Linked DNA regions of Homo sapiens: region 1 is linked to region 2. The links are chromatin loops, found by intact Hi-C in ENCODE. Cell type or tissue: heart right ventricle. All regions are shown on one strand. Links, peaks and the distances in the headings refer to the core of each region. The heading gives the core; the rest is flanking DNA. Region 1 overlaps AKR1C1 (aldo-keto reductase family 1 member C1). Region 2 has its middle 12 kb from the start of LINC02561.

Region 1 (12,626 bases), core at 2,633-10,632, 300 kb after region 2:
GGAAACAGGCTATGTAAAACAGCACACTGGTTTCAAACTTTGGTAAATTTTAAGAAGAACTCTTACAAAGGCATTTAATTCTTATACATAATTTTCAGGGGAACTAATCAAATCAGCTAATCATGAAGACATGATTTTCGTTTTAGAAAACACTTTTGAAAACTTGGGATAATCTCATGTCTTAATGATCAAAGCATTATGAGAAGGACAGTGGTTTTTTACCTGGGCACACTTTCTAACACATTTACTCTCCACTATTCGTACTCTGGTAGCCATGTTAACCCCATCAGAGATTCCTTCTCAAGCCATGTCTCAGAGCTGATAGGCATCCCAGCAAGTTTTGCAGCTCACAATTTTTCTGTAAATTACTTATTCTATAAAATTGGAAGAGGCCATAAACTTTGGAGGGCCCTAGACCAATTTTTTGGATTATTTCTGGTCTACTCTCATTCCGTTGATGATCTTAGATATTCTCTGCATTAAATATCACCTCTAGGCTGAGAAATCCACCAAAAAATATTTCTAGCTCAGCGTTTTCCTCCAAATCTTCAATGGAAGATCATAATGTGAACTCTGCATCTCCATGTTAAAGTTTAATGGACATTCACACTTAGCATGTCTCAAAGAAATCTCATGTAAACCATGGCCATCCTGTTCTACCTTAACTTTCTGAGTCTATGGAATGATAATTTCACATCTCATAAACTTGACTGATGTAAGTGTCAAGAAAAGATTGACATTTTGTTAAAACTTCGTAGCCAAGTGTGTAACGCTTAAGCAGACTTTCATATTTCAAATCTCTATAGCACGTGTAACTCTTTTTTCAAGATGTGAAATAATCATTAGGTCAGTCATTTGTAAATAGTACGGCTGCTGTGGGCTTTTTCCAGTTCTTCACCATCCATTTTTATAAAACTCTTATTGTTAAAAAAAAAAAGTTACTCAGAATTTCATAAAGCCAAACACCTGATTTCAGGAACACTTGAGATGTAAGAAAATTTTATAGGGACCTCCAATCACTAATTTTCCTATTTTTTCTCTCAAAGAAATGCTGAAGGGAGGAATTCAGGTTGAATGAAAGGAAATAGTAACTTACAGCCATATAGAGTTATAAAGACTTCTTGTAAATGTGAACATATGGTAAAATATAAAAACATGTATTTTTGAAATTTTGGATTCTACTCATTATTTTACTTCAATTTAAGATATAAATGTATAGAAATAAGTATAATTCTAAGCTAATACGTATGCAATGTAGGAAGCTGTAATTACTGACCAAAACTATGTGAAGTGGAGAAAACCTGGGGAAGTGGATGGTTTTAGATGAAACTGAAGTTAAATTCATATTGATTTAAAGTAAATTGTCATAACTTTATAAAGTTTTTCATCATCACCACAGCAATCACAAAGAGAATAATTATGAATATACGCAAGAGGAAATGAGAAGGGAATCCAAATGTCATTAAAAAAAAATCACGCCACCTCACAAAATGGTAACAGTGGATATAAAGGATAGAAAGCTATAAACCTGGTAGGAAAACATTGAAAATGGCACAAGTGACTCCTTCCCTGTCACCAATGACAGTCATGTGTTGCATAATGCCTGGGCTATCTTCTGAGAATGGCTTTGTTAGGCAACTGTGTCATGGTGGGGACATGATAGCATTAGAGAGAATTCTCTCAAACACTGTCATGGCCTTATCAACTATGCTTCTGTAATATTCTGAATCCTTCGCTGCCTTTCCAACAGTGTTTACAACGGTTTCCTAAGAAATGAAATCCATTTCACCAAACCACTTTTCTTGCTCATCCATAAGAAACACTTCTCCTTTGTTAAAATTACATCATGAGACTGCAAGCATTCAGTAACTTGCAAGCTCCAATTTGAATTCTAGTTGTCTTGCTATTTCCACCACATCTGCAATTACTTTCTCCACTGAAATCTTGCATTCCTCCAAGTCATCCAGGAGGGTTGAATTCACTTCTTTCAAACTCCTGTTCAAGTAAATGTTTTGCCCTCCTGTCACGAATCATGAATGGTTTTAATGGCATCTAGAATAGTAAATCTTTTTCAGAAGATTTTCAATTTTCTTTTCACAGATTCTTCAGACCAATCACTATGGTAGCCATATATTTATGAAATGTATTTCCTGAACCATAAAACAAGAACATCAAAATTACTCTATGACCCATGGGAAACAGAATGCACGTTGTATTAGCAGGCACGGAAACAGCAGTAATCTGTTTCAGCCTCTCTATAAGAAAGCTATCAGATTAGGTACATTGCCAAAAGGCAGTCCTGTTGGGAAAAAGCCCCCCAAAATCTGGCCATAAACTGGCCCCAAAACTTGCCATAAACAAAATCTCTGCAGCACTGTGACATGTTCATGATGGCCATAACGCCCACACTGGAGGGTCGTGGGTTTAGGGGAATGAGGGCAAGGAACACCTGGTCCACTCAGGGCAGAAAACTGCTTAAAGGCATTCTTAAGCCACAAACAATAGCATGAGTGATCTGTGCCTTAAGGACATGCTCCTACTGCAGTTAACTAGCCCAACCTATTCCTTTAATTCGGCCCATCCCTTCATTTCCCATAAGGATACTTTTAGTTAATTTAATATCTGTAGAAACAATGCTAATGACTGGCTTGCTGTTAATAAATATGTCGGTAAATCTCTGTTCAGGGCTCTCGGCTCTGAAGGCTGTGAGACCCCTAATTTCCCACTTCACACCTCTATATTTCTGTGTGTGTGTCTTTAATTCCTCTAGCGCCGCTGGGTTAGCATCTCCCCGACCGAGCTGGTCCCGGCATAGTCCTATTTTCAAAAAATTGTTTTTCTTTTGCTGAGCAGGACTTCTTAACAGTGGTCTTAAAATATTCAGTAAACCATTATTTAAGGAGATGTGACTTAAATATCTAGGATTTCTTGCTTTATTTATAGAACACTTGCATTGTAGATGTAGCTTAAATCTTAAGGGCCCTAGGATTGTTGGAATAGTAAATGAACATCATACTTAGGAATATAGATAGCCAGGGAGGGGAAAGATCTCTACAAGAAAAATTTAAAAACTACTCAAAGAAATCAGAGATAACACAATTGACAAAACAAGTACAGGGGCAGCAAAAGGTAACAGATGCCAACTATGAGATCTCATCAAGAACTAAGAAAATGGACAAAAGTACCACATAGCAGATGGGAGGCGGTGTTAGCATGCCTCTCCCACTTTGAAGGACAGATTAGTATGTAGAGATTTACATTGTGAATTTTTTTTCAAGAACTGATGCAGGAACTTAACACAAAAACCAAAAAAAGAATAAAAATCCACATACACTTTGAAGAAGAAGCGGGCACCAGCCTACTCCATGAAACAAGCAAAAAACGTCACAGCCCCACATTGTGAGGGGAGATAGTCCACTCCAGAGCACACATCCCCACTGGGAATCTGGAAATTCAGGCCACAAGATAAGGCTTTGATCCTATGCAGAGTGGGAATGGATTTAGTGAGCCAGTGAAATATACAAATAGAAGCAGCAGGAGTGTGAACTCAGGGAAGCCATTCCTGACTACATGTCACAGGGACCCTTGGCGAAGTCAGCTAATGAGCTCAGAGAGGGATCACAGGGTAAAAGAAGCTCCCAACTGAATTTTGTGATATAATCTCAAGTGAGGACACGTGCCCTTGAGCAGAACCCACAGGGGAGAGCTGGAAGTGCATTGCAGACATGAGCGCAGAAGCTGGGTGTCCAGCCTTGTGGGCAGACCAGGAAGGACGTGGCCTGAAAGCCATGGTTATTCTCTCTGTGGGAAAGCTGATGACCTGGAGCTTGTCTGAGTTCTGTGCACAGATTGCTTGGATGTAAACCTGGCACTGTTAGCAGAGCATTACAGGAATGAAAGGAATGAAAACTGCCTTGCCAACTCCATGCGTGCTGGGTGAAGCTCGCTGCCACCCATTACTTCCCACTCCCTTTGTGAACTCTTCTGTGCAGCAGAGGCAGTTAAACTCTCCTCTGGAACATTACCCCAGCAGCCTGAGAACCACCCCTTAGCCCTCACAGGGGCTGCAGCCTGCCTCATCCAAGGACAGTTAGAGTGCAGACCCACCTAACCCTAGACCCACTGGTGGTACCCATCCACCCATCCTGGTAGCTTAACACAAAGATACACTTTTAGGAGCTTCATACCCCCCCTTTCCCCATTGCCTGAGAAACCACTTTCCCTGGGCAACTTAGGGCAAGCTCAAATCCCACTGCTACCACCACAGCTGGTGCTCTTTTGCAAGTGCCACCTCCTAGCTGGAGACCAACCAGCACAGTCCACACAGCACCTCAAGGAATACATAGAACTGTTCCCAGGAAGGAGAAAATGCCTGCATGAGCTCAGCTATTACCACTGCGTATCACATCCTGGCCAATCAGAGGTCTTGAGTCGGTCCGCATGACAAGTTCACCGCTCACATAACCAGTGTTCAAGAAAGCCAGCACACTGAGCCTACCTACATCCAAGGCATCTCCGAGTCTACGTTGCTCCCCGCTACCTCAATCAGAGCTGGTGCTGGTGTCCACTGCTGGGAGACTTGACGACAGGTCACATCACTGGATCCTTTGCAAACAAATCCAGCACCAGCCTGGAGTCTGGGAGCCCACTGGGCGGCTAGGCCCAGAAGAGCAGTAGCAATCACTGTAGTCCAGCTCTCTCGAAGTCCCATTTTGAGGGTAGGGAAAAGAGTACCACATAAGGGAACACCAGTGGGACAGAAAAACCTGAATGGCAGCCCTTGAATCCCAGGTCTTTCCACTGTTGGGAAATTTCTTGCAGCAGACAAACAACTGCAGAGCTGGGTGCAGTAGGAAAAGCCTGCCCCTCTGCCCCAACAGGCAGGCAGCTTCTGTGACTGAGAAAGGTCCTGGAGAAGCAGTCCTTGTTCCCCGCTGGTGCACCACTGTAGACACAGCTGGGGCTTATCCCACAGGAGCGCAGAGTGGATGCACCTATAGAGAGCCTTCCTGGAACAATTCATGATGATTGCACCCCCACAGGAGAAGCACTCTCCAGGTGAATGCCATCAGCCTCCTCTCCTTTCTTGGTCCTGGCCAAGAGCTACAATGAGCAGCGTATCAGAGAGAACGTGCAGGTGAGGAGCGGGGCTGTGGGCCTCAGGGCTCCTGCATAGTGTCCTTCAAACATGTGCTTCTTGTAAGGTTCTGAGGACACCCTTGGGCCATCTCCTTTTCCCTGGCATATTCTATGCACAAATGCTTTGTGTTCATCATAAGGGTTTTCCACTTTACCACAGGAAAGACAGCATGGGTGGAGAGAATTAGGATGGGACCCAAACAAGAGATTTGGGTTTCAGCATTGAGTTGACAATTTACCTTGTATCCCTCTGCCAGGGACATCTCCTTTTCTTCATTTTCATAAACAAGGAGTTTAATTAGGTGTTCTTTAGTCTCCAAATCATTGTGAATTTCTTTCTTTTCCATATATACTCACATAGTATATACTTCTTATATTTATTCTCTTAGAGTTTTATCTTTGTGAAGCGCTTGTTAACTCTCTGACTCTTTTATTGGGTTGTTTGTCCTGTTTTTATGCATAGGAGATCATGATTATACTAATACTTTGGGATATAAAGCAAACCCTCTTAACATACAGGCTTTAATACGAAGCCATTTATTTAACTCATATTCCATGTTTAGAAAATTGGCCTGGGCTCCGCCTGAATGTTGCCCAGTCCTTCTGTTCCTGGCTGCGCTCTCATGTGTGTGCAGGGCAGTGAGGCAGCTCTGCTTCAGGATGTCCATGGGGCATCTGTCTGGGTGCCTCCATCTCCTCCGTGCAGTTCTTCATCCTCCAGCCATCCAGCCCAGGCTTCACCTCAGCACAAGTCTCCCAGCAGTGGATACCAGCACCAGCTCTGATTGAGGTGGCAGGGGAGTGACGTAGACTCTGAGACTCCCTGGCTGTAGATAGGCTTAGTGTGCTGGCTTTCTTGAATGCTGGTTATGCGAGCGGTGAACTTGTCATGCGGACCGACTCAAGACCTCTGACTGGTCAGGGTGTGGTACGCAGTGGTAACAGCTGAGCTCATGCAGGCATTTTCTCCTTCCTGGGAACAGTTCTATTTATTCTTCCTTGAGGTGCTGTGTGGACTGTGCTGGTTGGTCTCCAGCTAGGAGGTGGCACTTGCAAAAGAGCACCAGCTGTGGTGGTAGCAGTGGGATTTGAGCTTGCCCTAAGTTGCCCAGGGAAAGTGGTTTCTCAGGCAATGGGGGAAGAGGGGCTATGAAGCTCCTAAAAGTGTATCTTTGTGTTAAGCTACCAGGATGGGTGGATGGGTACCACCAGTGGGTCCAGGGTTAGGTGGGTCTGCACTCTAACTGTCCTTGGATAAGGCAGGCTGCAGCCCCTGTGAGCGCCAAGGGGTGGTTCTCAGGCTGCTGGGGTAATGTTCCAGAGGAGAGTTTAATTGCCTCTGCTGCACAGAAGAGTTCAAAAAAGGGAGTGGGAAGTAGTGGGCCGCTTACAGCTTGCAGTGAGTTCTCAGACAATTGTAGCTGGGCTGTCCAGGGAGGGGGGTGGGGCGCAGCTCTTCTAAGAAGGTCCCCCCAGCATCCCTCCGCCAAGTACTTATTGAAGGGGCTTGTTAAGCCACAAACATCCACTAGATGGCTTTATGAGGTCAGGTCGTGAGACACCTGTGGCCTTGTAAAAGCACTCAAACCGCATTCTCAGGAGACCGTTTTCAGCATTCCTTATCACAGCACACACACCACTCCCTGTCCTGTTTTCAAGGTCAAGGAGTTTCATTCTCAGCACAAATAACATACACACACTGCCTCAGTATTTTTCCATGCCCCGACCTCAAATGCCTGTACGTAATGTTGAATAGCTTGCCGTGCGCCCCCCACAGTGAGCCTCACCCAGCACCTATGCAGTTGGCAAGGCTATTTTCATTCCTTTCATTCATGCAGTGCTCTGCTAACAGTGCCAGGTTTACATCCAGGCAGTCTGCGCACAGAACTCTGACCAGCCTCAGATCATCAGCTTACACGCTGAGATAATAACCATGGCTTTCAGGCCACATCCCTCCCGGTCTGCCCACAAGGCTGGACACCCAGCTTCTGTGCTCATATCTGCCATGCACTTCCAGCTCTCCCCTGTGGATTCTGCTCAAGGCACTTGTCCGCACAGGATCAAAGCCTTCTCTTGTGGCCTGAATTTCCAGATCCCCAGTGGGGATGTATGCTCTGGAGTGAACTCTCTCCCCTCAGAATCTGGGGATGTGATGGTTTTTTCTTATTTCATGGAGTAGGATTGTGCCTGAGACTTCTTCAGAGTGTATGTGAAATTTTTTCATATATCTGTTAAGTCTCTGCATTGGTTCTTGAAAAGAAATTCACAATGTAAATCTCTACACACTAATCTCCAAGTGGGAGAGGCATGCTCACACTGCCTCCCATCTGCCATCTGGTACTTTTCTCCATTTTCTTAGTTCTTGATGAGATCTCATAGTTGACATCTGTTACCTTTTGCTGCCCCTGTACTTGTTTTGTCATTTTGTGATATCTCTGATTTCTTTGAGTAGTTTTTAAAATTATTTCTTGTAGAGATCTTTCCCCTCCCTGGCTAACTATATTACAACATATGATGTTCATTTACTATTCTAACAATCCTAGGGTCCTTAAGATTTAATCTATATCTACTCTGTAAGTGTTCTATAAATAAAGCAAGAAAGCCTAGATATTTAAGCCACATCTCCTTAAATAATGGTTTACTGAATATTTTAAGCCCACTGTTAAGACTTACTGCTCAGCAAAAGAAAAAGTTCTTTGAAATTAGAACTGCCTATCGACAAGGTACCTAATCAACCAAGAACTCTCTTACAGAGGTTGAAAGAGATTACTGTTCTTTCCATGCCTGCTAACACAACATGCATTCTGTTTCCCATGGATCATAGAGTAATTTTGATGTTCTTGTTTTATGGTTCAGGAAATACATTTCATAAGTCTACAGCTACCATGGTGACTTGTCTGAAGAACCTGGGAAAAGAAAATTGAAAATCTTCTGAAAAAGATTTACTATTCTAGATGCCATTAAAAACATTCATGATTCGTGACAGGAGGGCAAAACATTTACTTGAACAGGAGTTTGAAAGAAGTGAATTCAACCCTCCTGGATGACTTGGAGGAATGCAAGATTTCAGTGGAGAAAGTAATTGCAGATGTGGTGGAAATAGCAAGACAACTAGAATTCAAATTGGAGCTTGCAAGTTACTGAATGCTTGCAATCTCATGATGTAATTTTAACAAAGGAGAAGTGTTTCTTATGGATGAGCAAGAAAAGTGGTTTGGTGAAATGGATTTCATTTCTTAGGAAACCGTTGTAAACACTGTTGGAAAGGCAGCGAAGGATTCAGAATATTACAGAAGCATAGTTGATAAGGCCATGACAGTGTTTGAGAGAATTCTCTCTAATGCTATCATGTCCCCACCATGACACAGTTGCCTAACAAAGCCATTCTCAGAAGATAGCCCAGGCATTATGCAACACATGACTGTCATTGGTGACAGGGAAGGAGTCACTTGTGCCATTTTCAATGTTTTCCTACCAGGTTTATAGCTTTCTATCCTTTATATCCACTGTTACCATTTTGTGAGGTGGCGTGATTTTTTTTTAATGACATTTGGATTCCCTTCTCATTTCCTCTTGCGTATATTCATAATTATTCTCTTTGTGATTGCTGTGGTGATGATGAAAAACTTTATAAAGTTATAACAATTTACTTTAAATCAATATGAATTTAACTTCAGTTTCATCTAAAACCATCCACTTCCCCAGGTTTTCTCCACTTCACATAGTTTTGGTCAGTAATTACAGCTTCCTACATTGCATACGTATTAGCTTAGAATTATACTTATTTCTATACATTTATATCTTAAATTGAAGTAAAATAATGAGTAGAATCCAAAATTTCAAAAATACATGTTTTTATATTTTACCATATGTTCACATTTACAAGAAGTCTTTATAACTCTATATGGCTGTAAGTTACTATTTCCTTTCATTCAACCTGAATTCCTCCCTTCAGCATTTCTTTGAGAGAAAAAATAGGAAAATTAGTGATTGGAGGTCCCTATAAAATTTTCTTACATCTCAAGTGTTCCTGAAATCAGGTGTTTGGCTTTATGAAATTCTGAGTAACTTTTTTTTTAACAATAAGAGTTTTATAAAAATGGATGGTGAAGAACTGGAAAAAGTCCATAGCAGATGTACTATTTACAAATGACTGACCTAATGATTATTTCACATCTTGAAAAAAGAGTTACACTTGCTAAAGAGATTTGAAATATGAAAGTTTGCTTAAGCGTTACACACTTCACTACTAACTTTTAACAAAATGTCAATCTTTTCTTGACACTTACATCAGTCAAGTTTATGAGATGTGAAATTATCATTCCATAGACTCAGAAAGTTAAGGTAGAACAGGATGGCCATGGTTTACATGAGATTTCTTTGAGACATGCTAAGTGTGAATGTCCATTAGACTTTAACATGGAGATGCAGAGTTCACATTGTGATCTTCTATTGCAGAATTTGGAGGAAAAATCTGAGCTAGAAATATTTTTAGGGGGATTTTTCAGCCTAGAAGTGATATTTAATATTTAATGCAGAGAATATCTAAGATCAGCGGAATGATAGAAGACGAAAAATAATCCAAAAAATTGGTCTAGGGCCCTCCAAAGTTTATGGCCTACTCCAATTTTATAGAATAAGTAATTTACGGAAAAAACTGTGAGCTGCAAAACTTGCTGGGATGCCTCTCAGCTCTGAGACATGGCTTGAGAAGGAATCTCTGATGGGGTTAACATGGCTACCAGAGTACGAATAGTGGAGAGTAAATGTGTTAGAACATATGCCCAGGTTAAAAACCACTGTCCTTCTCATAATGCTTTGATCATTAAGGCATGAGATTATCCCAAGTTTTCAAAAGTGTTTTCTAAAATGAAAATCATGTCTTCATGATTAGCTGATTAACTTAGGTCCCCTGAAAATTATGTATAAGAATTAAATGCCTTTGTAAGAGTTGTTCTTAAAATTTACCAAAGTTTGAAACCAGTGTGCTGTTTTACATAGCCTGTTTCCAAAAGACCTTTGAAGTCTTGGAACATTTGATTTATTAGATGTATTATTTCCCATTTTAATCTTGAGTGCCATGCATAATGGCTTTGGGATATTTTTGTTTTATATTTGTAACTATGCCTGTTTAATGTATAAAATATTTAAAAGACTGAATATCACAAATTAATAGTACATTTTTAGAATCTAAGAATATTTTCTAAATATGAGCTATTCAGGGGAATGTGATTAGTCAATGATGTCTTTGATGCCCTGCCCCACCACAAACCAATAGGGTCAACGTTGTGAATGGGCACACATCAAAGATTCAGGCCTGACTCTCAGCTGTGGGGTTTGTTAAAACAATGTGGAAAGTTTTCTTTTATGAGCAAGATATAATGTTCAAAAAAAAGGGTGTTGATATGTTTTTCCAAGCAGAGATGTACTCGACTCTGTCCTATTTAGCCTTCCCATACCTGACTTCTAATCACTTTTCCTGGTGCCCTCCCATCTCCCTAACCCCCCCTCACAGGGATGCCTCCTCCCAAGGCTCCAGAAACTCTGACCCTCGCACTGCTGGAGGGAGCCCATGAATTGCTAGTCAATATCGCTCATCCTCTAGACTCCATCCTGCGTGTGCTTCTTCCTACAAGAGCTAGAGAGGCACTGACTGATAAATACCTGTCACCTGCCCCTTTCCCAGAGGGTGAAACTCCACCCACTCCCACTGCAGAAATGAATCTTAAATGGTTGTTAACATCTTCCAACCCCGGCCCTAAACGTATAGGCAAATCACAATTTAGGGGCACTAGTGTGTCAGAAGGAAAGAAAACATAGAAGTTATGGAGACCAAAGTAGGTGAAGAATCTTTAGGAGAGAGCATTTAATTTTTTCAAAATGAAAAAACAAAATTATTGTCTTTCCTTTCTGGCCAATGGGCTTTGCTGTAGCTTGCTGAAATCACCAAGCAGGAGAGATTTAACCAGAGGCGATGTGTCCAGTCACCAGCATAGAGCCATCCTCTGTGTCACCATCCACACGCAGGGCCTTCTGGCAGACCTCATGCAATGCCCTCCATGTTAATATTCATCAGAAAATGGATAATTAGGGGGGCCAGCAAAACTGGAAAGAGAAAAAAAAATGCACACTCTGAATGGCAATGACTCCGTTACTAGCGGGTAGTGCAGTGATTTCTAGGAAGCTGCCGCTAGTGTAGATGTTAAGAAGTTCATTTTCTGACTGCTCTAGAATCTGTGTTTCTTTGTTTAATGAATGTGACTTTATCATATCTGTATTTTCAAAATAAAGAATAATTTAATTCTATTCCCCTGCCTGGAACTTAACACATAAAACACACAAAGTGAAATGTTCAAACATATTTCTCTACATCTGTCAACAGAGCAAAGAGATATACTGACCTTTTCTATTTCAAATTCTCAGTAAAAATGGAACTATACTGCCTTACATTGAAGAGGAATAAGCAAGACATATGCTCATCACTAATAAACAATTTTGAGTGTGATGATTATACTGGTAGCAATTATACTTAATTACTTTACATATTACTACCTGCCTATCATATGCAACATAGTTGGTTAGATTCAGAAATGTAAATTGTTGTTTTTGATATAGGGTCCAATATCCAAAGAGCTACAATGTATAAACCATTTTATAGGCAGAAATAACACAAAATGTAAAGACACAGATAAATGACTGCTCACATGTACAATTACAACTTATTAATTAGGGAATTGAGCCTATCCTTTTTGATTACACCAAGAGCAAACACTTGGAAGCTCGCAAGTGGTTTACTCCAGACCATATTTGAGTTCTACAAAATAACACTAGTGATTGATTTCATGATCCCCAAAAACATTAATTGGTTTTAAAACTTTCTAATGCTTGCCACTTTTCCTTTTCTTTTTATCATCTCCGTTTTCATTTTGTATTTTCCTCTAAATGAATAAAATACTACTAATAATATCCACCAAATTTTGGGTACTTATGATGTACCATTGTGCTTGTTTTTTTCACACATTATCTCATCATCTCTATTACTTGTTGAAATCCCTACTGCCAGCAGTTACATAACTTCTTTTTTCCCTCATTATATGAATGACCTTCTATGAATCCTAGAACCTTAGAACACAGAGGAATAGTAAACTTCTGTTATTGGTTATAAATTATCTCCAACAATGGTGCTTTTGCATCTACACTCTGCATTTGATTTTAACATTTCTTCATTCTCTGCACTGAGATCTCCATATTGCAGAACACCAAGGCCAAGTGCTCCTATTCGCTTCACTAAGACAGACTTTCTGGAGGCAAATGCAGTGTTTGGCTCATGGGCAAACATGCAAAGACAGGCACGAAAAAGGTTTGAAATGATTAAAAATGCTAAATCGACAGGATCCAGCAAGCAATTCCATGTGAAAGAGGTGGGAATTGGAACCTGGCCCACAAGATTGACGGAACTGCCTTTGATCTGGTAAGACATTGAGCAG
Region 2 (12,626 bases), core at 2,152-10,151:
TGGGATTGCTAGGTTGAATGGCACTTCTGACTTTAGGTCTTTTGGGGAATCACCAGACTGTCTTTCACAATGGCTGATCTAATCTATACTCCCACCAACCGTGTATAAGCGTTCATTCCTCTCCACAACCTTGCCAGCATCTGTCATTTTTTTGACTTTTTAATAATAGCCATTCTAACTGGTGTGAGATGGTGTCTCCTTGTGGTTTTGATTTGCATTTCTCTAATGATCTGTGATGTTGAGCATTTTTCATATTTGTTGGCTGCATGTTTGCCTCCTCTTGAGAAGTGTCTGTTCATGTCCTTTGCCCACTTTTTATTGGGGTTGTTTGTTTCATTCGTGTAAATTTGTTTAAGTTCCTTATAGATGCTGGATATTAGACCTTTGTCAGATGCATGGTTTGTAAAAATCTCTCATTTTGTAGGTTGTCTGTTTACTCTGTTGATAGTTTCTTTTGGCATTTTAAATTTTTTAACTTAGAAATCAAGTGTGTACAACACTGAAGAGAAAATTCAAACTCCTCTAGCATGCAAATCTTTCTGTACGATTTTCCTGTAAGACAGGCCTGCAGAGACATGGAAGAATCAGAACAAAGTCAATGGATTGATTTCAACTTCATGTTGAAATTATAGGCAGCTGTAATCTCTGCCCTGCCCATCTTGTATTGATGGAAATAAAGAACGTGGCAGCCTTGTCTCCTACTGGGCTCTCAGTCAGGAAATGGAAGGAAAGGCAGAGTCAGATTAGCTGAGCTGTGGGTGGTGATGGATCTGAAGCAAAGCCATTCCGTGAGGCTGAATGATGGACATGTCATGCCGATGCTGGGATTTGGCACTTATGCTCCTGATCATGTAAGTGGACCCCAGGAGGCTGAAGGGTCTTATATTTTTTTGCACTAAGAGGATGATAAGCTGTTGACTCTGAGAGTTTGGAGGTTAATTTTTTGGATAATTCTTTTTATTATTATTATTGTGACCTAACATATATCAAATGGTTTCATGTATTGTATTTTCCATGCATTATCTTATTTAATTCTTCAACAACCGTCCTTGGTAAGTACTCACTACTTCTTACATTAAAAAAAAAAAAAAAAAAACCCATGCTCAGGCTGCTCTCATCTTCCACCTGCTCAGAGCCGCTCCACTCCTGGTTAGAAATGTGAAGGGCCAAGGGCCTAGGGGGAAGTGGAAACCAACATGAATACTTGCTGGCAGCTTTGCTGTGAGGTTGTTGGGGCTGGAAGTATTTGCCAGGGAGTTTCGACCATCCAAACCTTTTGTCACGTAAGAAGCCACTGTGATTCAGAACATTAGGTAATTCGATGGGAAGACTTAGGGGGCACAACATCACAGTAAGGACTGAAATACAGCCATCCACTCAGTTCATGGCAGAGAACTTGAAGTGTCACACTCTGGTCACGGTAACGTAAGGGCAGCTTTGGGGTTGCTTTGGAGGGATTGCCCCCAAAATGAGAGACCAATGGATGGGCTCAATCTTGGTAGAACTCTGTCATGAGATATCACGAGATAACAGCTGCCAGAAAGGGTCAGTAGGTTTTCAATGACATAATTATCCATTTCATCCATTAGGCATAATGTGTGTCTTACATATGTTATATGTAATGTTTATTACTCTTAGAAAAGACAGAAAAAAGTGCCATAGAGAATAGAACAAAATTCCCCATAACCCCCTCATTTACCATAATAAATTGTAATACGTGCACGTGCTTAATATTCAGACATTTCAAATGCACTAAGTGAAAAAGAAGCTTCCTTAATACTCTAATTGGTGTTTTTACCTTAAGTCACTGCAGGAACGAGAAGCTTTTTTCCTGCGTGTGTGTTGTGCTGTCTTTTGTCCTGCTGTTCTAGGAAGCTTGCTAGGGCAGAATCTCAGATGTAGTCATTAGACTATCCACTGTTTGAAATTTGAGGCAGAGCGTGTACATATTATCATCCTAACGTTGCAACGCCAGCTTGGTGAGGTGACGTCTGTGTCCTGGGTAAAACCAGGCCAACTATTGACTGCAACCCTTACTAATAACATAAACAGTTGATTAACACCTATTTTGCATGTTATATGTATGGTATACTGTATTCTTATAATACAGCAAGCTAGAGAAAAGTAAGCTAGAGAAAAGAAACTCAAGAAAATCATAAGGAAGAGACAATATATTTGCTACTCATTAAGTGGAAGTAGATCATTACAAAGGTCTTCATCCTTGTCTTCTTCACACTGTGTAGGCTGAGGAGAAGGAGGAAGATGAAGGGTTGGGGTTGCTGTCTCTGGGGTGGCAGAGGCAGAAGAGGTGAAGGAGGGGGAAGGGAGGCAGGAGAAGTAGGCACACTTTGTAATTTTGATTGAAAAAAATTCATGTATAAGTGGGACTGTGCAGTTTAAACCTGTGTTATTCAAGGGTCAGCTGTAATATGTATGTAGTGTGTGTGTGTGTGTGTGTGTGTGTGTGTCGATTGACCTGTCCTTCCTATTGAGTGCCTTAGAAAAATTCTCCCAGTATCAGAAGTTTTCCCGTTGGTTATTCTTGTACAATTGATTCATATGGAATGAGATGTGATTTTTCCATGCTCCAGGGTGAAGCCAATTCCACTAATTTATTTGGGAGTAGAAGCTTACAGGAGGTTAGTTGCTGTCCTCGGAGTGTGCAAGTCTATCATGGAAACCCAAATGATCAAAAGGGGAGCAGGAGGCCAGCAGACTATGAAGATGCTATTGGATAGCAGAGACATGGGCTCAACCTAAATGCCCGTCCGTGGTAGACCAGATAAAGAAAATGTGGTACATAAACACCGTGGAATACTGTGAAGCCACAAAAAAGAACTAGATCACGTCCTTTGCAGCAACATGGATGAAATTTGAGGCCATTATCCTAATCAAACTAACACAGAAACAGAAAACCAAATACTGCACGTTCTCACTTACATGTGGGAGCTGAACAACACACAGGGATACTGGGAGGGGAACGACAGACATCGGGACCTTTTGAGGTTGGAGGATGGTGGAGGGAGGGGATCAGAAAAAATATTTATTGGGTACTATGCTTATTACCCAGGTGACAATCTGTACACCAAACCCCTGTGACACAGTTTACACATATAACAAACCTGCACATGTGTCCCTGAACCCAAAGTAAAAGATTAAAAAAAAAAAGGAAAATGCCATTGTGGAAATACATGGATTTTCTCTGAGTCAGGCAGATCGTTGACTCCTCTTACTCCTGTTTTATAGACCCCCAAGAGCAAGGCTGGTGAAGCCACCGAAGTGGCTATTGATGCAGGCTTCCGTCACATTGATGCGGCGTTCTTCTACCAAAACGAGGAGGAGGTCGGAAAGGCCATTCGAGAGAAGATTGCTGATGGCCCTGTGAAGAGAGAGGACATTTTCTACACCACTGAGGTGAAATTTCTGTGTGTGCAGTGGCCAGAGGCCACCGTCAGTTCAGATGTATTATTTAGAAAAACAATGTGGTCTCAGAACAATGTATTTACCTAATATTGTGAAGGCACATTATCAAAACATAGGAACAATGTATTTCTTACCTAATATTGTGAAGGCACGTTATGAAAACATAGAAAAGGCTTTTCTCTGAGATGTGTGAAAGGTGGGACACTGTTCTTCAATGTCTCTGAGCGGCAGGTATTATTCATATATGAGATGAGATCGATAATACTTAAGTAACTGTTATACGATTACCCAAGGCATTCTGGGGCCACTCCGTTGATTGTTCAGTAATTGTTCTCAGGACGTATCAAGTGAGGTTGGGATGTTATTCAGAAAAGGGAGCCAGACTGGGAAATACTTTTTTATTTTTCAACTCAGCATTGAGTTTCCTGAATGTTATAACATTTTCCTAGGGTGGAAAACCTTTCTTCCAATGTAAATAAAGCCTTGGTTACTGGCGATACAGCCTATGCCTGTTTACACTGACGACAACTTGTTTTTAGAATGCATCTCTCAGCAGAATTGTTTTGAGGAATTCATTATACAGGACAGTAGATTCCATTCCCCGTGTCCTGACATTTCTCGACTGCTCTCAGAGGACGATGCCATTAACCCTTGATGCATTAAAGTTGATTTTCCTGCTCCATCTAAGTTTTATTCACAGTTTTCTTACATTGCAGTCATTCAAGTAAATCTCAGCATCTCATCAAGGATGTAATTTACCCTGAATAATACAAATGTAGCCCCAGTTCTTCTAGTTTGAGACCACAGTGTTTTGTTACTCATGTGTCAATTTCTGTTATGTTTAATTTTGGTCCCCAAGTGTGTGAAATCATAAGCTACTTTTTATTTCTTTTGTTCACTGCAGCTTTGGACAACTTTCTTTAGACCAGAATTAGTTCGCCCAGCCCTGGAAGGGTCACTGAAGAAACTTCAACTGGACTATGTCGATCTCTTCATTATCCACAATCCATTGGCTATGAAGGTCAGCTTTTGTTTTTTCCTTCTTATGCCCCAAACAGTTTCATCACTGTTACTAGCACCTCCATTGTCTCATTCCAGCTTGATTTCCTGGGTTCTTTCCGAGAGGGGTAGGTTTGAGTGAATTGCATAGAATTGCTAAATCATTCACGAGTCTCCTTCACAGCCGAATGACATTGCAATTTTCTGTCTGTGCTCATCCCCCAGCCTTAAGCGAGATGCAGGTTCGATGATCTCACTTCCTCTATGCTAGAAACATGAGGGCATTGCCCTGCATTTCTTAGTGCTTGTGTTCCTGAGTGTAGGTTCTGAGCTATTAGGTTACTACAGACTACAGAGATACAACGTGAAATCTCCACCTCTTTATGGTGAGGGTCTCTCCCGTATGTACCCTCAGCCCACAGGAGAGAGAGGTACATGGGATGGCACATGTGGCACAACTGGACTCCTTTGGGCTTCAGTGATCCAACCTCTCATCACAGTGGACATTGGCTGAGCACATCTGATGTCCTCATTATCCAAGTTGGGTGAGCATAAACGGGGGCTAAACACACTGATCAATAGTTATGGTAAGCGCTGTCTTCCACACCAGCCTGTCCTTCAGAAATGAAATAAATTTCAACTGTAGGGACGGCATTCTTAGTGAAGTGTGGGGGTGTATGGAGGAAGGAGCCTGCAGGTAACTGGAGAAAAAGTGTTTTGCTACAGTCTCTCAGACTGTTCTCATCTTTCTTTTTTCCCATGTCTTCTCTTACCAACCCTCACCCCAAACACGCACATGCACATCCACACATATCCATATCCACACACATACACTCATGCACACACACATATGCACACAGGCACACACACATGCACACACATACACACGTCTGCACATGCAGACACACAAGCACATACATCCACACACATGCACGCATGCATGTTCAGATTAATAATCACAGCCTTCTGAAAGTGGTGTGGCTAAGCTCCTTAGGCGCCAGAAAGGGAATTCTCATAGAAAACCTTCTTCTTTATCCTCTGTTTTCCAGCCTGGGGAGGAATTGCTGCCTAAGGATGCCAGTGGAAACATTATTTTTGATACTGTGGATCTTCGTGACACATGGGAGGTATGTTCTGCTGCAGACACCAGGTGGCACTGTGTGGTGAGGTTGGAATCACAGAAGGAGGGGTCAAAAGAGATGGGGTTTTGCTCCAGCAGTTGTTTGACCTCAGACGTGGAACTTCTCTGCGCCTCCGTGTTCTCATCGTTGAAGTGAGGGAGTGGAATGAGATAACCCCTACGGTCCATTTTTAATTTTAACTTCTATGGCTCTACATAGACATGGAAGCAGCTTTACCCCTGAGATCAGGTTGAGGACATGAGCCCTAAAGAGGAGTCAGCATAGAGAAGCACAAAAGGAGTCAGCGCTTTATCCCGGGACAGAAACACATCACAGAGGAGGAATAGCTGCGGCCTGACTCAGCAGGAGGGTGGAAGGTGCAGGACAGTGAACCCGCCCTTGCAACACCTATACCATTCATTTATTTTTATCGTTGTAGAAAGAGGTAGCAACAAACCCTTTACTAGAGGAAAAGCTGAGAGTTTCTTTTGCCCTTGACTATGGTGTAGTTTGTTAACTATTGCATCCTAACAGCAAAATAGGTACCATAGAAGAGAGTGGGATAGGTAAGAGGAAATGGAAAAGCAGCTTTATGTTTATTTGGTGTCCCCAGTGTGCATGTAATAGAATTAAGGAGACAAATATGTACGCAGAACAAGAAAAGGCATTCAAAATTAATTTATTCAAGGGATAAAACGGTTTGATTCATTATAATCGTAGTATATCATAAATCAGATTTTCGGTTTATAAAAAGTCAGTGACAAACGAAATGGACAAACTACAGTAAAGGTCTACCACCCATTTCCTCCCTCCCCAGGCCCTGGAGAAGTGCAAAGAAGCAGGTTTAACCAAGTCCATCGGGGTGTCCAATTTCAATCACAAACTGCTGGAACTCATCCTCAACAAGCCAGGGCTCAAGTACAAGCCCACCTGCAACCAGGTGAGCCGTTAGCCCACCGGGGCCTTCTCTGACTTTCTGCTCTTTACACACTTCCTGCTTAATCATGCTTCCAAGTTTCTGGCTTTATATCACCTGTGTAGATGACAGCTACTTTCATAGAAATAGAAAATACTAGAGAAAAACAGTTTGAGTGGAGTAGAAGAGCCTGACTTCAGTTCTTTGGGGATGGGTGTGAAGTTCCTATGAGACAGCCAAGCGGAGGCAGAGTTGGGAGGTGGTCGCTTTGGTCTGGAGCTCAGGGGGTGGAGGTGGAGACACAGTGTTTGAAATTATTGCTGTATAGATGGTAACAACTCACAGACAAGGATTAGCTCTCCTAGGGAAAGTTCATGGAATGAAAAGGAACAGGCAGGAAAGTTCACAGGAGAGGGTGAGGCAGAGAGGCACTGGCAAGGAGATTGAACAGGAGCTGCCAGACAGGTGGAGACAGCCAGGAGACTGTGGTGTCGGGAGCCAAAGAAAGAGCATTGAAGTGGCTTGAGTCAGACATAGGTAGGTCCTACTGTGAGCAAACACTCCAATAGGGAAAGATAAAAGTGGCTGGATTTAGTGGCATGGAGGTTATGGGAAGCCATGCAGGGCCTGATCCAGAGTGGTAAGCACTAAAGCCAGATCAGAGGAAAGGAGTGAGAAAGAGGAGGTGTATAAATCGTAATCAAAACATATGATTTTAAAAGAAACATCCAATATAGCCAAATATCAAACATGATTTATGACATTGTTAAGTTTAAAGCTTTGTGTAGACCATTTTGATAATTATACAAAAAGCAGTTCAAAAATGTATACTCTGTCTTAGTTTTATATTTCTAGGGATATTTGTAGACAAGACGTGTTAAAAACTCCCATCTATATTATATAGTAATATAATATATATTAACATATATATATAATTTCTAAAACCAAATGATTAGAATTTTGAATATCCACAAATGAGGAATTAATTAAAGTTCTGATGGCTTCATAGAGATCTTTGAGAGGATATTATGAAGACTAATAGCAAAAAGGGAAAGCTTATGTTATAATATTATATCAAAAGTATATCAGAGAATTATATACTATTCTGTTTTTCAGGATGCTTTTAAGCCACAAGAAACAGAAAACTCAATTCAAACGGGCTTAAAGTTGATTCATTTATAGAAAGTTTGGGTCTTTGTTGCTCTAGAAGCTGTAAGATACTCTCTTGAAATGAATATATTTTGTCTGTGCTCCATGTTTGATCGCTTCAGAATGGCTCCTCATGGCAATTGGGCTATAGGTCTCCTCATTCATGTTCAGCACAGCAGAGAGGGTTTTCTGGAGCTGTTTCTAAAGAGAGAAGAATAATGGTCACAGAAGTTTTCTAGCAATTTTTTTCTCATGTTTCATTGGCTTGAACAACATATTGTGCCTTTCATAAACCAATTAATGTAAGAGAAAGGAAGTTTGTGACACAAAAGTGTGAACTGGCTTCTTCTGGGGCACAGAAACTGAATATGGAGGAAGGGAGAAATAACTGAACAAAATCAGGATTCTTATAAAATATGCTAATCTATACTATTCAGTACATATACTAATTTTAAATTATTTAACATCTTAAGAATAATAAAAATGACTAAAATTAAGCACACAAAATGATTAGAGGTTGCTACGTGGTTCTGGTAAAATTCTAGGTGACCTTGTTGTATTTTTTCCTATATCTGACATGAAAATATTTCTTTTATAACTTTTAAAAGTTTTTATTTTTGTAAATTTTTAAAAAAAGATATAGAGAATATGAGGAGTTCAAAAAGTTCATGGAAAAATGGAATTAAAAGATGTTTATAAATATATGAACTATTTTTCAAAATAAGCTTTACCAAATTCAGTATAGTTTTTAAAGCATAAGTATATGCTTATGAGTATATGAACTAAGTATGTGAACTAATAGCAAATAGTAGCCATTTAGTTCATCTCTAAATAACTGAGAGTCCTGGTAATTTAATCATGTCAATGTATTCTTTTTATTTTTTACATTATTAACTGTAAGAAAAAGAGTCTCTGTTAAAGATTCTTAAAGATTCAGACACAAAAAGAACTCAGAAGGAGCCAAACCAGGACTGTAAGGTGGATGACTAATGATTTTTCTATCAAAATTCTTGCAAAATTGCCCCTGCTTGATGAAAAAAACGAGTAGGAGCATTGGTATGGTGAAAAATAATCTCTGGTGAAGCTTTTTGTGGGTGTTTTCATACTAAAACTTTGGCTAATTTTCTCAAAACAGTTGCTATTCTTCTTTAGCCCTCCAGAGAGTCAATAAGCAAAATGCCCTGAGCATCCCAGAAAACTTGCTATGACCTTTTCTCTTGATTAATCTCCTTTTGCTTTGCCTGGATCATTTCCACATCTTGGTAGCGATTGCTTTGATTTTGCTTTGTCTTCAGGATTGTACTGGCAAAGCCATGTTTCACCTCATTTTACAATTCTTTGAAGATGCTTCAGGATCTTGATCTCCCTTACCTAAAATTTCCTTGGAAAGCTTTGCTCCTGTCTGTAGCTGATCTGGCCACAACAGTTTCGTCACCCATGAATTGGAAAGTTCACTCAACTTAAATTTTTCAGTTACTATAGTGTAAACTGAACCAGTTGAGATATCTATGGTGTTGGTTATCATTTCTGCTGTTAATCATTGGTCTTCTTTAATGAGGGCACTAGTAAGATACATTTTTGTTTTCCTGCAAATTGATGTGAATGGTATGCTGTTGCGGGCTTCATCTTCAACATCATCTCGTTCCTTCTTCAAATGAATTATTCATTTGTGAACTTCTGATTTCTTTGGGGGATTTTGCCCATATATTTTGTGTAAAGAGTCAATAATTTCACCATTCTTCCACCCATGCTTCACAATAAATTTGATTTTTGTTCTTACTTCAATTTAGCTGAATTCATGTTTTTCTGATAGGGGAGTTGTTTTATCTTTCTCAATGCCTCAAACTAGATCCTGTTCAGACACATCATAACAAATTAGTACAAGTTTATTTTGGAGCATTTTTTTTTGAAATCCATGTATGGTTTTTTCATAATGCACATTTTCAATCAATTTTTTGAATATCCCCTCATGTTATAATCATTTTCTTTTTATGTACCCATCATCACACTTAAGCAATAATTATCTCACAACCAAACATGTTACGTAGATAATTCTACCTCTGTATTATTTTGAAGCAGACATGATATCATTGTATCTGAAAATGTTTTGTAAAATATTTTAAAAATCTCTAAATCTTTAAATAAACATTGCCAGAATACTTTTATACCACTTGAAATTGTAGCAATAATTTCTTGTTGTTAGTAAATATCATGAGTGCTAAAATATAATTTTATCATATTTTTAAAGTTGATTCATTTAAATTGATGTGGAAATAAGGCCCATACATTGCAATTGGATGATATGTCTCATAAATCACTCTTTTTTTTTTTTTGAGACTGAGTCTCGCTCTGTCACCCAGGCTGGACTGCAGTGGCACGATCTTGGCTCACTGCAACCTCCACCTCCTGGGTTCAAGCTATTCTCCTGTCTCAGCCTCCTGAGTAGCTGGGACTATAGGCATGCACCACCATGCCTGGCTAATTTTTGTATTTTTAGTAGAGACGGTCAGTCTGGTCTCAAACTCCTGACCTCATGATCTGCCCGCCTCAGCCTCCCAGTGTTTTGGGATTACAGGCGTGAGCCACTGATCCCGGCCAAATCACTCTTTCAATAAATAAGTTTGTTCTCTTCTTTTTTTTTTTTTACTTCTCTCCTCCTCTTCCTCTTCTGCCTCCTCTGTCTTCTCTTTCTTCTCTTCTTCCTTCTTCTCCTCCTGCTCTTCTACCTTCTCTTCCTTCTCTTCTTCCATAGTCCTCATTCTCATTCTGCCTCTTTCTTTCCTTCAATTTACTAATGAAAACTTAAGCCTTTTATTCCTGTAAAGTTTTCCTCCGTATAGGATATACTGGTTGATCCAGTGATACAATTTAACATGTTCCTTTTGTACTTTCTGTAAATTGAAAGTTAGAGCTAAAGATTTGATCACAATTGGTTAACATCATTTGAACTCATGAATTTTAACAAATATGTCCTTTTCCCAACCATTGTAGTTACTATGCCTTTTGTTGCTCAACTTGCCATCATTTTGACCAGCAGGAGCCTTTTCAATTGAGCTTCTTGGTCCTTTGACTTGCCTCATTTTCTTTATGTTCTTTGCCATTTAGAATGTAAGCTGTTCTAGGCTGAACTTGTAGCTTCCCCAGTCAGAACTAGAATTAGCCATTTTTCTAAGAAATCTTGGTTTGTCTGAGTAGAAATGTCATTTAGAGACTATAATTTGGGCACGAGAGATGTTAATCATTTTAAAACACTAATAAAAAAAGAATAAGTAAGTTATCATGTTAGTATGACCACTGATGGAATTTGAAAGCATTTCAGAAGGTGCATGGGGAAAATGACCAATATGAAATACATAGTACATATATTAATATAGTACTAGATATTCCTTCAAAGCATTTTAAAATTTACATGTGGTTATTTGCTCATGTATTCTGACACCTTTTGGTCTTGAAAAATTACAGGTGGAATGTCACCCTTACCTCAACTAGAGCAAACTCCTGGAGTTCTGCAAGTCCAAGGACATTGTTCTAGTTGCCTACAGGGCCCTGGCATCTCACAGAGACCCAAACTGGTAATAAGAGTATCGAAGAGTTAATCTATATCAGCAACTCTATTGATTAAGAAACTTTTAGCATTTCATTCTAGATCAAGTCAAACATAGAACAGTGAACACAACGGTGCAGTGAATTCCCATGTGACACCACTGAGCTTCAATGTCACCAACATTCCTTCCCTCCTGTTTCATTTGTATATCTGCCTTCTCCCAACCCCACTCCAAATACAATTTCAAAGTGATTTGAAGGTGAAATTTACATAGACTGTAATGCATATACGTTAGCTGTACAATTTTGATAAATGAATGTACTTTGTAATCCACATTATTGTCATGATATGGAAACTTTCTCCCAAAAATGTTAATTGGTGTTCCTTCTGAGACAATTCCTCCCCACCTCTAGGCAACTATGTTCATAACGTTTTCGGTCTTAGATTAGTTTTGTCTGCTGTAGTACTTTATGTAAAGAAGTCATATATATTCTTTGGTGTAGCTTCTTTTGCTCAACCTGTCTGTGACATTCATTCCTGTAGTTGCAGGTGTCTGTTCTTTCCATTTTACTGCTGGGAAATATTCCATTATATGGACATGTACACCACAAGTTGTTTATCCATTCACCTATTGATGGGCAGTTTAGTTGTTTCCAGTTTGCCACAATTGCGAATAAATCTCTATGAATATTTATGAGACACCTTGAAACATACTATATTGTGTCTTCTCTCATTGTCTGGGGCTTTGGGCAAAAGGGTAGCACACTCTAGATTTTTCATCTATACTCTTCATATCTGTTGTTTTTCTCCAGGATGGACCCAGATAGCCCATATCTCTTAGAGGAGCCAACCTTGAAATCCATTGCCAAGAAATACAATAGAAGCCCAGGCCAGGTTGCCCTGTGCTATGAGCTGCAGCGGGGGGGTGGTGGTCCTGGCCAAGAGCTTCTCTGAGAAGAGAATCAAAGAGAACTTCCAGGTACAGGTCAAGTGGTGTTGCTCCAAAGTGAGCCATGGGCGCTGGTCTGGGTGATCTCTCTTCCAGGGGGGAATGCACCATATGTCATTCATGCCCGTGCTTCTCTCCTCTGTGTGCTAAGGGAGGGGGCAGGATGGAAAAGTGCGAAGAGATCACTGGATTCACAGTCCTAAAGTTTATCACCTCTAGGGCTGGCTTTGCCACTCACTAGTTGTGTGACACTAAGCAAATTTCAACTCCATCATTTTCATGAGTTTCAGGAGTTCTACATGGTAAGGAACTTTAAGGACCTTCATTTCTCTCCTTCACCATCTCTATCTGACAAACCTCTATTTGTATTTTATGATCAAACTCAAATAGGATTACCTGCTTTGTTACATATCATACATACATAACCATTGGGACACTCTAGCACATTTTTCACCACAATAGTGCCTGGCATGGTTCTGTTAGTGAGTCTTTTCCCTTTTAACTTAACATTGTTTGCTAAGATGT

What was found. A loop is a pair of places that touch in the nucleus more often than their neighbours do. Peaks named below come from ENCODE experiments on the same cell type or tissue, not always from the same donor. Only the 100,000 strongest peaks of a DNase experiment are listed, where the experiment ranks them.
Region 1: it touches region 2 in a loop (3-fold over the local background); 4 of 110 quality-filtered maps call a loop at or near these places.

Annotation. Positions count from the first base shown.
Region 1 is chr10:4,976,318-4,988,943 of GRCh38, reverse strand. AKR1C1 (aldo-keto reductase family 1 member C1) reads right to left here. Exons shown (of 9, transcript NM_001353.6): 9 at 5,661-11,244. The coding sequence ends at 11,202. AKR1C2 (aldo-keto reductase family 1 member C2) reads left to right here. Exons shown (of 9, transcript NM_001393392.1): 9 at 1-1,169. Among named protein-coding and RNA genes, the nearest start is that of AKR1C1, 19 kb to the right of the region's middle. In heart right ventricle, for the core only: a CTCF peak has its summit at 6,660 (motif pointing right); a DNase peak (open chromatin) is centred at 6,687; H3K27ac peaks cover 1,567 bases.
Region 2 is chr10:5,276,633-5,289,258 of GRCh38, reverse strand. It overlaps the pseudogene AKR1C7P. Among named protein-coding and RNA genes, the nearest start is that of LINC02561, 12 kb to the right of the region's middle. RefSeq lists an enhancer at 4,499-4,793. In heart right ventricle, for the core only: CTCF peaks have their summits at 5,368 and 5,572 (motif pointing right); a DNase peak (open chromatin) is centred at 5,578.